Linked DNA regions of Homo sapiens: all the other regions are linked to region 3. The links are chromatin contacts, found by Hi-C or POLR2A ChIA-PET in ENCODE. All regions are on one chromosome and are shown on one strand. Each heading gives the region's core, a stretch centred on a gene start or an enhancer-like site at or near the end of the contact. The rest is flanking DNA. Distances are from core to core; before and after follow the strand shown. Region 1 holds the start of STAG2-AS1 (STAG2 antisense RNA 1). Region 2 overlaps TENM1 (teneurin transmembrane protein 1). Region 3 overlaps FIRRE (firre intergenic repeating RNA element).

Region 1 (4,491 bases), core at 1-2,500, 7.9 Mb before region 3:
CTGGGCTGCCACCTTAGCGCCTCGCGAGGGGCGGAGGGGCCCGGGGAACGAGTCCCGGAGCGAACCCAGCCAGCCTCTGGATTCCCACGGCCCAGGGCTCCGCCGGACATTCCTACCGCCCTCCCCTCGACACCCCACTAAAGACAGAAGAACCGCGGCTCGATCGGGTCCGCGGCGGAAGCGCGGCCAAACGAATGAGTAAGTCAGGCGCGGGCACGGCACCTTGTTTACCCCACTCGGCGGCGCGCCCCTGCGGGCGCCTGGTTTGCGGGCGGCGTCGGAGACGCTGAACCCGGGAGTCAGTCGGCCACGATTGGTCGGTGACTGGGAGGAGGACGCTGGGTGGGAGGGCTGGGAGCCAGGCGTTGCAGTGGCAACTCTCTGCCGCTAGATGCCGCTCCCTCCCAACGGGAGCCGGGCGCGGGTTCGTGGCCGACAGATGGCGCCTGCGCGTTCCATTCGCCTCCAAGTCGCCGAAGAGCGAACACCCCAAACAATCCCGAAGCGCCACCAAAAAAAAAAAAAAAAAAAAAAAAAAAAAAAAAAAAAAAAAGAAAAAAAACCCCGCCGGATCCGACCGCCACTTTCAAAACCCCCCACCGCTCTAGAACCGCGGGAGCTTCCGTCCCTGAGTAGAATTCGAGGGTGTAAAGAAGAGGAAGGGGAAAAATATCTTGTACCAGCCCAGGGGTGAAGAAGCCCCCGGCCTGAGAAAGAAGGAGGAGTGGGGGAGGCGAACAGTCTCGTTGCTGCCTCTGTGTACGCTGAGGGGGGAGGTAAGTTATAAAATGGCGGAGGCGAAGCTTCTAGAAGTTTGGAGGGGCACCCGGAGGGCGCTTGGCCCACCGTGAGGTGTGTATGATTGAAACAGGGCGAGAGAGAGGAGTTGGGAGGGAAAGAGGTTGGGCACTCTGTTGCCATTGAATTTCCCCTCTGCTTTCTTCGCCCCCATGGGGGGCAGCCATGGAACGGGGGGCAGAGTCCAGGCGGGAGGATCTTTCTCGCCCCCGCGGCGCCCCCCGCCCTCCTTTCTCCCTTCTCCCCCCAAGTCGCTACCCCAACACTTCCAAGGAACTTCCAGCCCCCCTTCCTCCCTACCTCCTACTCCTAGAGTGGCTTTCTACCGCAGGGCTCTTCTTTTCGACTACCCTCGCTGAAGATTTTCTCTTCCTTCCCTCGCCCAACTCTCCCTCGGGGCCTCTACGGAGACCCCCCCCCCCCATGGGTGGCCCAAAATGGAGAACGCGGAGCAGCGCAAGATGGAGGCTCCGCTTCTCTGTGTAGCAGTAGATTTAGGTTCCTTTTCTCCGGCAGGCTCCTAAGCCTAGGAGAGCCCGAACTGGAGGTGGGGTGGGGTGCGAGCCGTAGTCGGGGGAGGAAAGCCGGGAGGCTGTGGTTGGGGTGGGGGAGAGCGCGGTGTCGCGGTGAGGGGAAGGCAGAGAGCAAAATGGTGGTGCTGGGAACCTAGGGGGGAGGGGAGAAAGGAGGCTCAGTTGTGTATATTTGGGCCTCGGACCGAGGGAGGCGAGGGAAAATCTACTCTGATCACACCCCTCCCTCGTGCCCCCTCCCTTCTCCCTTCCCCTCCTCCCTTCCCTCCCTCCCCCCTCCCTCCCTCTCTTCCTCCCTTCCTAGAGAGGGAACAACATTCATGTGACGGGCCCCTCTGCTTCTCCCCCGCCCCATCATCTCCAGCGCGTGGTGGGGGAACTGCTGGGGAAGGCGATTGGCATCGATCTCTCCATCCCTTCCGAGGCCCGACTTCGGTCAGTTTTCTTCGGGCAACAATTTTCTAAATTGGCTGGGGTCTGGCGGTGTTGGCCCCCGCGCGCAGACCTTGCCCCGAAGGGGGCCCTGCCTGCCTGGCATGGGCGGAGGGGGGAAGGGCGGGAGTGGAAGGCTGTTTGTTGGGGGGTTTTGGCGCCACTTTTGTTTTAGTTTTAGTGCTGCTTTTCATTCCCACCCCCACCCGCACTGTCTTTCTCAAGGCACGAACTGAGCTGATCCTTGCCCCAGGTAGGCAGCCTGTGCGTTTTCACTCCACACTTTTATTCTTGCTCGGGGTCGACTTTCTTTTTTCTTCTCCCCTGGATCCGGAGATCTGCGGACGGCGATTTTGGGACGAAAAGGGTCGGATGGGCCGTGGGAGAGAGAAGGTGTGGGAAACAGCATCAAGTAGTTCCGCAAAACTTTGAGCCCCGTTCCCATTTTCTTTTGGCCTAGAATTGTGAACGTATTGTTGATTTCGGCCTTTTTTTCCCCCCGTCGCGAGAATGTCTTGTTTTGCCTTTAGTTTTTTATAAACCGCTGTACTTTCGACATTTAGTTTCCGCTCCCCCTTGGTGCATATGTCATTTTATTTTTAATCCTTAACTGTAATGGGTTATCGTGTGATTTTCGTGCTTCAGTGCTCGGCTTTAATTTTTAATATTGTATTAGTAGTTTCATCCGGTTTGTGAGACTTTCTCTTCCGTGGCCTAGAATGTTTTTTATGTTGTTGCCTACCACCCCTCTTCCCTCTCCCTCCTTCTTTCTCTTGGATGTAGTTTTTAAATTGAGGGCCATGGTGTTGGATTAAATGGTAATTTACAGTTTACATGATATATCTATTGGAAACTTTTGATCTGTAAGGTTAGATTTAAAGTAAACGAGGCGCTTGTGTTGGTTTGCAATGGTTCCTTAAAATGCGCGGGCCACCCCCTTCTCCCACCATAAAGCCCCATCTTCCCTTCACACTGGAGTGTAAATTCCATACCCCTTTTCTCCCACGGACCGCCGTATTTCGCAGCAGCCACACCCTGTATTTGTCTCTGTGGATTGGACTCATTATCAGCTTAATTTAGTGACTCTTAAACCACCATGATGGGACTTGCTTAAGCACGAAGCTTCTTTTCCTGTTTAGTCCTAGTGGTTAGTGTCGAAAGAGGAATCATCGAGGTTTCTTGATGAAACCTAGTGCGGTCCAACCTCTGCCTTTTTTTCTGTTGTCTTTTTTCCTACTCCGGGCTGTTGGCGGTGTCAGCACCGCTGCTGGGGGCGGGGGTGGAGGGGAGAAAGAGTCGGGTTACCGAAGTGCGTCATTCCTGGCTCTAGCAGGGCCTGCTCGGGAGCTGCTGGTGTTTGTTACTGTCCTCGCAGCACTTTTCTGCCAACCTTCTCTCTCTGCGTATTGGTTAGGAGCAAAAGCAGGAGGCGGTCTCCTAATTCTGTCTGTAGCCTAGCGCGTTGCGTTTAAGGGTATATCTGAACTTATTTTGTTAAAAAAAAGGCTCTGGGAAGTGGATGCATTTGTTTAATGACATATAATTCAGGTAGTTTAGGCTTGCTCTCATATACTTTCCGATGAACAGTGGGGTTAATTTTCAACATTTTCAACCACTTAACGTTAAAATGCCTGGTTTTCTTTCTACATTGATATCAATCTATAATTAGGGATCAGAAGGACCAGTTTAAGGTATATAAGTGTTCAGCAGTTTTTCAAGTGGTTGAATTGCAGTTTTATGACACATTATGTTAAATAGTCGATTTTTTTTTTTCATTTTGAACTAAGGTGCCACGTTAAGTAAGTTAATTGCAGATGTTTAAGTTCGTTTTCATCACATTTCCCTATTTGTCTTTTTAGGTATAATTTTAAATATGCCCTTTGGGTTTATGGACTTCATTAAAATTCTTAAAGATGGTTATATCTTTGTGTTTAACTGAATTCTTAAATTTATCACCTACCAAAGAATTGTGTAAGGCGTAAGGCGGCTGTATAGTTACATTGTTGGATTTTGACTTAACATGCTAGTTTTTGATACTTTTGCTATCTTTGGGTAGAAGTGTACTTAGAGAACATAGTATCTTCCTCTTAATTCTTTTTGAAGATAATAATGAGAGGAGGGAGTGGGTAGGAGGTAGGTGTGAAGCAGAAGTGGCCTTGAGTTGATTATTGTAGCTGGATGAATACAGAAGCGCTCATTGTTACTATTATTCTCTCTACTTTTGTGCGTGCTGTTAAACATTTCCATAGTTTAAGATAAACTTTTTTTGCAGTAGAATTTCCAGATTGTCTTACAGTCTTGGGGGTAATGACTTAAGTTTATATTTACATGTCAAAATTACTTGCATAGGAAATTTAGCCTTGTGTAAGTGATTACACAATGCTTGGCAAAACTTTCAAAAAAAAAAAAACGTTTAAACGGGAACTAGTATAAAACAGGCAACATAAATACTTATAAATTGGTTGAACTTTAAATGTTTATAACTTAGCCTGAATGTGCTCTACTTTTAGTTTCCTTTTTAATTCTTTGAAAACAGGAAAATTCCATTTGCAATTTTTGTAAATTCTGCTTAGTGTCTATTTCATCAAGTTGGAGTTACAGTGAGTCAGTATGAAAGGGATTTACTATTAATAGGAGGGGCTTTGGCAGTTGCAGTAAGTGACAGTGGAAGGGATTGAGGTACCATAGGGAGCATTCCTGGTAGAAAGATCTAGGTAGCTGAATTCAG
Region 2 (4,752 bases), core at 1,856-4,355, 7.4 Mb before region 3:
TGCCACCTGTCTTTATTCCTCTACCACATTGTACACTCTCAGAGAGCAGGGCTATGTCTTAAGTACTTGAAATACTCTAGACTCTCAATAGGTGGTTGTTGATTGCTTTTTCCCCAGCTCAAGCCTTAAGTGCAGTGCCACAGTTTTCAGTAATTATGTGATCTTATTTTATGTAAGTCAGTTGCCTACTAAGGAGTGGGTATTCCTTCACCCTTTTCACCAGTGAAGTGGCCATAACATAAAAGGGTGAATTATTTGTGTGATTAGAAATCAGACAAAAGGAATACAGTGAGCCCCCTCTAACTTATACAGATTCCCTTCTTTGGTTTCCTCATTCACCTGGGCTTGGAGTTTTATATGATTTCACACCTATTATAGGGGAACTCAGGTTGCCTTGCCCTCTAGTTATGGAATCTCACTTAGCAATACTTTCACGGAGGCCTGTAGGTAAATGAACTAAGTGTTGGTAGGTCCCCCAGCATTCACAAGGGCAGCACCACTAACTGTGGTTAAAGCACAGAGTTAAGTTTGGATTCCAAGTTTAGAAACAGTACTTTCACATGATTCTGGTTCTAGACTTTTTCTACCGTATGGTAGCATTTTCTCTGGGCACCTCAAAACCTTGTAGCAGTCCCAGAGTGATCCTGATTCAAGGGATCTTGAACTGGATTCCATGAAAGACAGTATTCAACGGTGCCTGACTGATAAAATTCATCTGGGTTCACACAAGATAACCAAATAACTAAATGACTTAGTAAAAAAAAAAAAAGTTTAAAAAATCAGCAGTGGGACAACTGACCTGATTTTTTCCACGTTTCAGCTGGTAGTGTCAGTGTTTGCTAGATCTACCAGTAACTTCTGCTATGGGTAGCTGATTACAACACAATCACTTAGAAAATGCAATCCTCAACTGTTTTTTTTTGTGTGTGTGTGTTTCAGAAAAAAAAAAGGTGTTCTTGATTTTAGTCATTAAGAGGTTCAGTCCCTGCTGGCCAGTGCACTGAAGAAGGCCCTGTGGAAGAGGGGAGCTTTGAAGAAGGCATAGGTGGAAAGTGCAGGAAGGAATTTTAAAATTTATTTTATTTTAGCTTAGCTCAGTTTAGTTAAGTTTTAGTTTTAGTGGGTTTTATGTTTTGTTGTGTTAAAACTTTTTATTTTTACATAGTCTGACTCACAAGAAGTTGCAAAAATGGTAGAGTTGCTGTGTACCCTTCACCCAGCTTTTAGGGGACAGACTTCTGATTTGGGTGGAGAGAGTCCTAGTGTATCCGGCAGGAACAAAAACAAGAATGAAAAAGGAGAGACTTTGAGGAGTCTAAGTAGCAGTGAACTGCAGTCAGGAGACATTCAAACTAGTTACTTGTCTGTGCACCAGTCATTTCTTCCATCTGCGCCTTAGTTTTCTTATCTGTGAAACAAGAGTGATGTTACCACTTTACACCACAAACTTGTGCTAAGAATTAAACGATATTCCATATACAGGTACTTGGTAAGCTGTGAAACAACACTAGTAATTGTTATTTGTATAACATAATGATTACTTTTCTCATTTTATTTAGGCTTGTGAATAGGACCACATTTCAGATTCCAAGGTGATTGTAGCTTAGTGTACTAGATTTATATCGGTAAGAGTTGTCAACATGATCCTGAATGAAATGTTAAATATCTTGTTAATGAAGGGGAGGAGTGAAACTCACATTAGGATTTGACTACATTAATCATAGTCAGATTAAACTGATTCACTAGCTACTCAACTAAACTTGATGTTAATTTTAACTTTTGTGGTCAAGGATCTGTTTAACTATCTGAAAGCTATGCAATGTATCCCAAGAAAAGTGCATATAAAATGCATATATATTAACATTTTTAATATACTCTTAGGGGGGCTTTGAACCTTTCTGAAAAACCTAAACATAAAACCTTTTCAGGTCTCAGGAATCCAAGATCAACATCCTGGTTCAGAAAGAGTTTTGATCTTAGAGGTCTGGATGGCTGCAAAGCTAATGCTCTCATACCAGACTCTGGTCTTCCTTTGTTCAGAATCTTGTGCTCTTTGCTTTAAAAAGTAACCTTTCCCTCCCACCCCCAAATATAAAAGAGATAACTTTTTCATGGCAGAAAAATTAGAAATATAGAAATGTACAAAGGATATAATTACATGTAATCCAACCATCCAATGAAAATCACTGTTAACACTTCACTGTATTTCATTTCATTTATCTTACTTTTTTGGCATAATCTCTGTGCATACATTTAAAACATACAACTAGGATTGTATTTAAAGTTTTGTGTCCTACTTTTTCAGCTAATGTTTTATCTTTAGCATTCCTTGTGTTATTCAATGTTCTTAAAATATACTTTTTAATGGTTGCATGTCTTACTACATGATAAACATTTATTTATCTATTCTCCCAATTAGAAATCAGAAAGTAGTTTTTGTTTTTCTCTTTCATATTGCATGTTTTGCTGAACATTTTTATAAGTAAATATTTCCATAATACAGAACCCTATGAGTGAAATTACTGGGTCAAATGAGACATGTTAAAAGACCCCTGATGCAACCTGAGAGATTACTTTATAGTGCACAGAGGTTGTATAAATTCATACTCCCATTAGCTAGTAGTGGGAGAGGCTATCTCAGTCCATCCTTACTAGCATTGAGTATTATCAGTTAATTAACTTTTCCCAATATGAGAGTGGGAAAATGATATGCTGCTGTGGCTTAAATTTGCATTTATTTGATTACTACTGAGGCTGAACACTTTTTAACATCTATTGGCCACATGTGTATCTTCTATAAATTGTCTGCTCATGATATTTGCCCATTTTTCTATTGGGGTGTGACACTTTCCTTTTTAAACCTCTTTTGGTTTCAGTTTCTTCATTGGTCAGCTGGGGCTAATGTTATTTGCCCTTAATTTTGAACTTCTGAAAAAAAAAAAAAGAAGACCTACCAAATGTTCCATGCCATGAATTGTATCTGGAAGACTAGTGGTTAGATGCTTAAATTATCTGGGGGCAAGTGCCGTTTGTGTCAGGGGTAGGTTTAATTCAGGGAGTACAACCACAAATTGGGACTCTTGACTCTTTATACCATCTGTGGCCAATGCATGCAGTGTTGTCTTGCATACATATACAGCCACCTGTTGTTATGTGCTTATGTGTTGTTATGTGCACCTAAAAGGTGATAAGAAAAGCGCATATTTCCTGTCTTTTGATACAACGGGCCTGGAAGCCTATAGGAAACCAGGTGTTCTTGAACTACCCTTCCTGTGGTTTCACAGCCACATATCTCCAACTGTAATACTGTTCATTTACAATAGCTGTAAAATATCCATGTACTCCCAGAGATGGTTGTAACTGTTGCAATTTATGCTATAATGATAGTTAAAGAGCCAAAGTAACAAGTGATTTCCAGTTCAACTAAATTTGTGGTTTTATTTGTCTGATAGATTAAGTTTACTACTCAAGAACACATTTCTTAGTAAAGTCATTATAGCTACATAAGCAGGGATCACTGTTTAAAATCCACCACAAAGCAAGCAGAGGACAACTCTGCCTAATGTTCTTTCTCTGCCTGTCAAGACGTCTGCCGCTGTGCTTCTCTGTTTATGGATAATGCACTCTGATATTCCAGTGCTGCTGAAACACTAGTTTCAAAGTCAGGTTTGGAAGTTAATGTAAAATTCGGCTAAGAGCTAAAAAAGAATGAAGGAACTGAAGATGCCACAGGTTCCTCCCTGAGTCTCCTGGGGAAACCATGTGTGAGAAGCCTGGCAAAGAGAATGCTTTTCCAGCTGAGCCTCTCCCAACCTTTTTTTTTTTTTTCGAGCCGGAGTTTTGCTCTTGTCACCCAGGCTGGAGTGCAATGGCACGATCTTGGCTCACTGCAACCTCCACTTCCTGGTTCAAGCGATTCTCCTGCCTCAGCCTCCCGAGTAGCTGGGATTACAGGTGCCCGCCACCACGCCCAGCTAATTTTTTTGTATTTTTAGTAGAGACAGGGTTTCGCCATGTTGGCCAGGCTGGTCTCGAACTCCTGACCTCAGGCAATCCACCCACCTCACCCTCCCAAAGTGCTGGGATTACAGGCATGAGCCACCACGCCAGGCCTCCAACCTCCTTCTTGAGTGCTCACGTGCCACCAGCCTCTATGATAAGAATAAGAACTAGGCTGAACACTACCTACTACTGGGTTTGTGGGCAAGGCTGAGAAAGCTCCACATTCATACAAGTGCTTGCTTTCCTGAAAGATGATAGCCCTTGACCTAAGTGTGGACCATCAATCTTTATTTCCACTCTTGTTTCAGTATTCAATCTACACTAATCCTTTCCCTGGAAAAGAGAAGGGGGGGAAAAAAGGATTGAAATTTGGGAATAGCTCCAAGTTAAAAAGGGTATCTTTGGATAGCTGTGCATTGAATAAAACCTTTGAGTTTGGCAACTGACAGGCTGTGTGGTGTGGTAAGAAAACTGTTTGGTAATAGGTTTTTAATAAGGGAAGATGGATCTACGCTGTAATGCATCCTTCGGTTTCCCTTATGTTTTTTTCAGCTATACTAGGAGACAGGCCTGATTGTTGTTCATACTAGGACCAGAGAGGAAAGAGGGAAGAGTGTGCTCTGGAGAGCCACGAATAGTGTTGCTGGCAGAAATGAAAAGGCCTGTAAAAAGAGGGTATATGGGGAAAAGCAAAGCCCTTTCCTGCTCTTTCTGAGGACTTTGTGTTCTAATTGTTCAAGAGAAAATCCT
Region 3 (4,612 bases), core at 441-2,940:
CTACTTATAAATATTTATATAAATAAAAATATTTCTATTTCTTATAAATAAATAGCTATTTTCATATTTTTAAATTATACTTTTGGATAACTAAAGTACAACTGTCAAAATGCTCATACTATAACCAAGAGAAAAAGTATAAAAGAAAAAATATGCAGGACAATGCCCAATTTTTGTAAACATGTATGTGTATATACAAATTAAAATTTATCGGCCAGGCGCACTGGCTCACACCTGTACTCCCAGCACTTTGGGAGGCCAAGGCGGGCCAATCACCTGAGGTCAGGAGTTCGAGATCAGCCTGGCCAGCATGGCGAAACTCCGTCTCTACTAAAAATATAAAAATTAGCTGGTCACGGTGGCACACGCCTGTAATCCCAGCTACTTGGGAGGCTGAGGCAGGAGAATCACTTGAACCCAGGAAGCAAGAGGTTGCAGTGAGCCGAAATTGCGTCACTGCTCTCTAGCCTGGGTGGCAGAGCAAGGCTCTGTCTCAAAAATAGAAAAAAAAGGCCGGGCACGGTGGCTCATGCCTGTAATCCCAGCACTTTGGGAGGCCGAGACGGGCAGATCATCTAAGGTCGGGAGTTTGAGACCAGCCTGACCAACATGGGGAAACCCCATCTCTACTAAAAAAAAATACGAAATTAGCCGAGTGTGGTGGCACATGCCTGTAATCCCAGCTACTAGGGAGGCTGAGGCAGGAGAATCGCTTGAACCTGGGAGGCGGAGGTTGCGGTGAGCTGAGATTGTGCCATTGCACTCCAGCCTGGGCAACAAGAGCGAAACTCCATCTCAAAAAAAAAAAATTATCAATATATTTAGGTAAATAAAGCATAAAGATGTGATCAGTGTTTGTCTCAAGACTGTGGAATGATAAATAGGGTGAACATTCCTTTCAGTGTGCCTTAGGAAGTCACGGTTCACACAGTTGTCCAACTTGGACAATAAATTATACAATTATCTAAGGAGGATACACAATGTACATTCTCTACCTAACTGCCCAATTAATTATTTAAAATGTGTTGTTTCTTTATTCATTCAAAGCATCGTGTATGTGAAAATTAAAACATGAATATATGAGGCATAAAAATATAAAAGTGTAAGAAAAGGTCATACGATAAAGTTGATAATGTTTTAACATATTAGTTCAAAACCTATGGAACAGCTTAACTCTGATGTCTTTAAATGATAATAGCTAAATATGAGTATTTATTTTGAACATCAAGTTTGAGCAACTGAAATATTTATTAGTGAGTTCTCCATCTGGAAAGACATTTAAAAAGAAGGATGCCATTTTGGTTACTTTCTAAAATATGTGAGCCAGAAAATGGAGTACGCCATAAGAGCCTGGGAAATGAGCCAGGTCAAAGACCACAACGTCTGATGGAGACAGATAGCCAAGCCTCATACAAGCTTTGGAGTTCCAGCAATATCTTTTCCTCATGCACGGACTCCTTGGGACTTGAACCTTGTATCAGAAAACTTGAAAATGGGGAAAATCCTGCATATCTAATGGTGACCGATGAGGAGATCTATGAAGCTGTAGTAGAGGAAACTGAATTACTGAAAAGAAAAGATGCCTAATGAGAGTGGGTGGTTTTAGGCTTCAGTTTGATTGTATATGGAAAGCAAAAGCAAAAGCGCAGCGGTGTGAGCAAGTTTCTTCAAACTGGGCAAGACACAAGGTAGCCATATTTCCTGGTGGCTTTGCCTGTTAGTGGTGGTTTTTTTCAGATGGAATGGGAGGGAGAAGAAGGCCTGGGGGCAGGGTTAGTTGGCTTTTCTGGGCCCATACTGCCATCGCGAGGAAGTAGTTTGACAAAAGCAAAAGCTTCGGGTTTGAACTTCCCTCCTATCTAGCAGTTAAGAAAGATGTAGCAAATTCAAAGGTTCAACAGGGCCTGACCCCAAGATGGGCCTTCTCAACTTCAACTCTTAGGCTTTCCAGGAGTTCAGTCTGGACAAAGGCAAAATCTCAGTGAAGAAGCTGCTAAGTAAGGTACCAGGACTGATGCAGGGCTTTGGTTTCCTCTCACTGTGGGCAGGACTATGGAAAAACTACAGTCTACACACAGCTTCTGGGCATTGGTCTCCTGACCCTGCCCCTTAGACCATGAGACATTTGGGCTGGCACAAGATATCCCTGTACTTTGGGGTATGGGCCCCAATGTTAGCAACGTTAGAATGTGAGGAGGGGGAAATGAATCTCATTCGAGGTGGCATCTAACAGCAGCTGGAGGTCTCAGGGACACCAAAAGTCTGGTGCCTCTGTTGCCTAGAGCAAGAAGGATCTGAGGAAAAGGAGCATGTGTCACTGTGCCAAGTCAATAAATTCCAGAACATCAATAAGAGTGCAGATATACACAACCAGAAGGCCTGGAGGTATTCTCTGAGCCCAGGAGTTAACAGCTGTAGTGGCTTTGCAGCATTTTTTTCTAGGGTCCATTGTGAAGGCATACCCACGTGGAGGGATCTGCTCTCATTTCATCTCTCTTAATGGGACAGAAATGGTTTCTTTAGCTTTCTTCTAAGGAAGATGAGGCTTTTAAGGCTCAGGATCTAACTGTTCATTAAGATTAGCAAGTATTGTTCTCTGTGCCTGCTCCTTAGCCTTTTTCTGATGAAGATTCCTTGTAGGCCTGACAAGATATCCTTCAGGGAGTTGAGTACATCAGGACCCCCAGAAAACTTGCCTCTTTAGTACCACTCTTTCGTACCAGGGATGATCTCTGTACATGATCCTTTAGAGAAAATGCTGAGCAGTCCATGAAAACAAGCATGAGTATTTTGATATTCTTTCTTCTGCTCTCTTCTAAATCTATTCCATTTGAATATTTGCATGAGTACGTGTATGTGTGACACTCATGGGTTTGTTGGTATGACTTTAGGCTTCCCCATAGTTTGCAGATCTCCTTGGGTTTTGAAATTTTTCCTTTTCCTTTTCCCTTTTATTATAAGGCCACCGCATGGGTCATTAAATATCCTTCGGATGGTTGGATTTTGTGTTACTTATAAATTTGCCCAAAGATTTTTGTTTTCTTCACCATAAAAAGTGATTTTTTAAAATTTCCATATGTAAACAGAGCAATGTATAATTTTCAGAGAAACTGATTCTTACACTGAAGGCTATTTTAAAACCTGAAAGGTATACCTTTGTTTCTTGATTTCCAATGTAAACTTTGCTTGTTACTATTTCAAACGTGGAGACATGTATAACGTTAATACTTGAGGGCATGGCCTTAAAATAATTACTCCAGGAAGGTAGACACAATGAGTATCTTCGTTAGAAGACTGCAAATTCATTCTTTAGAATTCATATATATGCACTCAACTTACAGTAGTCATACATGGAATAAGTAGAGAGAGATAGACTTTATTTTTTCCTTTGTTTTCTCTTTTTTTTTTTTTTTTTTTTTGAGACGGAGTCTTGCTTTGTCGCCCAGGCTGGAGTGCAGCGGCGGGATCTCGACTCACTGCAAGCTCCGCCTTCCAGGTTCACGCCATTCTTCTGCCTCAGCCTCCCGAGTAGCTGGGACTACAGGCACCCGCCACCATGCACAGCTAATTTTTTGTATTTTTAGTAGAGACGGGGTTTCACCATGTTAGCCAGGATAGTCTCGGTCTCCTGAACTCGTGATCTGCCTGCCTCAGCCTCCCAAAGTGCTGGGATTACAGGTGTGAGCCACCGCACTTGGCTTGTTTTCTTGTATTAGTAAACTAGGATGGTTTGATCCCAAAGAGTCAATAATTTGCTTTAACCCCTAATCAAAGAGGTGGAATATCTTTACTGATGTGGACACTGAGAATGGAATTCAGTCTTTTCAAGGACTTAAGAGGACTACCTGGTATAGCTGAAACATGTGGAGTCAATCTACTAGAGAATAGGCCCTTTGCTCCTCCCCACTCTCTGACATTGCAGAGGAAAGCTGAATGAACCTACTCATCTCTGCACTCCTGTCTCCTATGGGAATGTGACCTTGACTCTGGACAAAGAGTGTGCTCATGTGAAAGGTTAAGTGATGCACACATATTGCCCACCAAATAGTTAAACCAATTGACAATGCTTCCCACCTCACGGGAACTTGTCCAATTCTACAAATGTTCACACAAACTAGGTGTTATCAGTGGTTTCATGTTCAGTAACTTACTTAGGGATATTTTGAAGAGGTGGGGAATGGTTGAGACTTTGTCATACTGTAATTTACTTGAGTATTGGTGAATTTGAGAACCTCTGCCAATGGACTTTGTTGTTCCATGGCCTTTTTCTTCTGCGAAGTTTGTGCCTGGTTCCTTTTCTCTTTCCTTGCTGAATTGTTTCTCTTTAACTTTTCATCTTGGAATAGCTAATGATCTGTAATGGATGTCAATGGTTGAAGGGCAGTAAATACTGACAAACAATTGCTTGTAGTTTCCTGTTTTTGCTGTTATTTTTATTATGCCTGAAACAATGAAATTGTTTCCATCGGCAATCAGGCCTGTTAGCCTCTATTAAGTATAGCCAGGTGAGGTGAGCACAACATTCTTGAGCCTGAGGAATTCCTGAGCTGAGGCCACTGCTAGTGCCATCCACAGTTCTGTCTCAACACATTTGTCTACCCTACTTCAAACA

Evidence for each region. A loop is a pair of places that touch in the nucleus more often than their neighbours do. ChIA-PET counts read pairs that join two places held with the same protein, here RNA polymerase II (POLR2A). Pooled maps may share reads with other maps.
Region 1: a pooled map shows a loop between it and region 3 (27-fold over the local background). The contact joins the promoter of STAG2-AS1 here to the enhancer-like site in region 3. A Hi-C loop is called at or near these places in 4 of 37 single-sample maps with no recorded cell type and 13 of 50 pooled maps. POLR2A ChIA-PET finds 5 or more read pairs at or near these places in 1 of 52 experiments (naive thymus-derived CD8-positive, alpha-beta T cell).
Region 2: a loop to region 3 is called in a map of CD8-positive, alpha-beta T cell, with 8 times the contacts of the local background. The contact joins two enhancer-like sites. A Hi-C loop is called at or near these places in 4 of 168 maps with a recorded cell type or tissue (CD8-positive, alpha-beta T cell, ascending aorta and naive thymus-derived CD4-positive, alpha-beta T cell), 1 of 37 single-sample maps with no recorded cell type and 9 of 50 pooled maps.

The regions. Positions count from the first base shown.
Region 1 is chrX:123,960,091-123,964,581 of GRCh38, forward strand. STAG2-AS1 (STAG2 antisense RNA 1) reads right to left here and starts at 1,251. Exons shown (of 2, transcript NR_130770.1): 1 at 1,099-1,251. It overlaps STAG2 (STAG2 cohesin complex component), which reads left to right and starts at 1,616. Exons shown (of 35, transcript NM_001042750.2): 1 at 1,616-1,766. RefSeq lists enhancers at 1-497, 26-215, 1,196-1,245, 2,674-2,773, 2,864-3,123 and a silencer at 1,566-1,705.
Region 2 is chrX:124,392,491-124,397,242 of GRCh38, forward strand. All of the region lies in intron 30 of TENM1 (teneurin transmembrane protein 1), which reads right to left. Among named protein-coding and RNA genes, the nearest start is that of SH2D1A, 48 kb to the left of the region's middle. Within about 2 kb of position 3,106, at least 2 of the 41 ENCODE cell types and tissues checked have a DNase peak (open chromatin) inside an H3K27ac peak, as active enhancers do.
Region 3 is chrX:131,811,586-131,816,197 of GRCh38, forward strand. The region is part of intron 2 of FIRRE (firre intergenic repeating RNA element); the gene reads right to left. Among named protein-coding and RNA genes, the nearest start is that of FIRRE, 17 kb to the right of the region's middle. RefSeq lists an enhancer at 1,476-1,745. Within about 2 kb of position 1,691, at least 17 of the 41 ENCODE cell types and tissues checked have a DNase peak (open chromatin) inside an H3K27ac peak, as active enhancers do.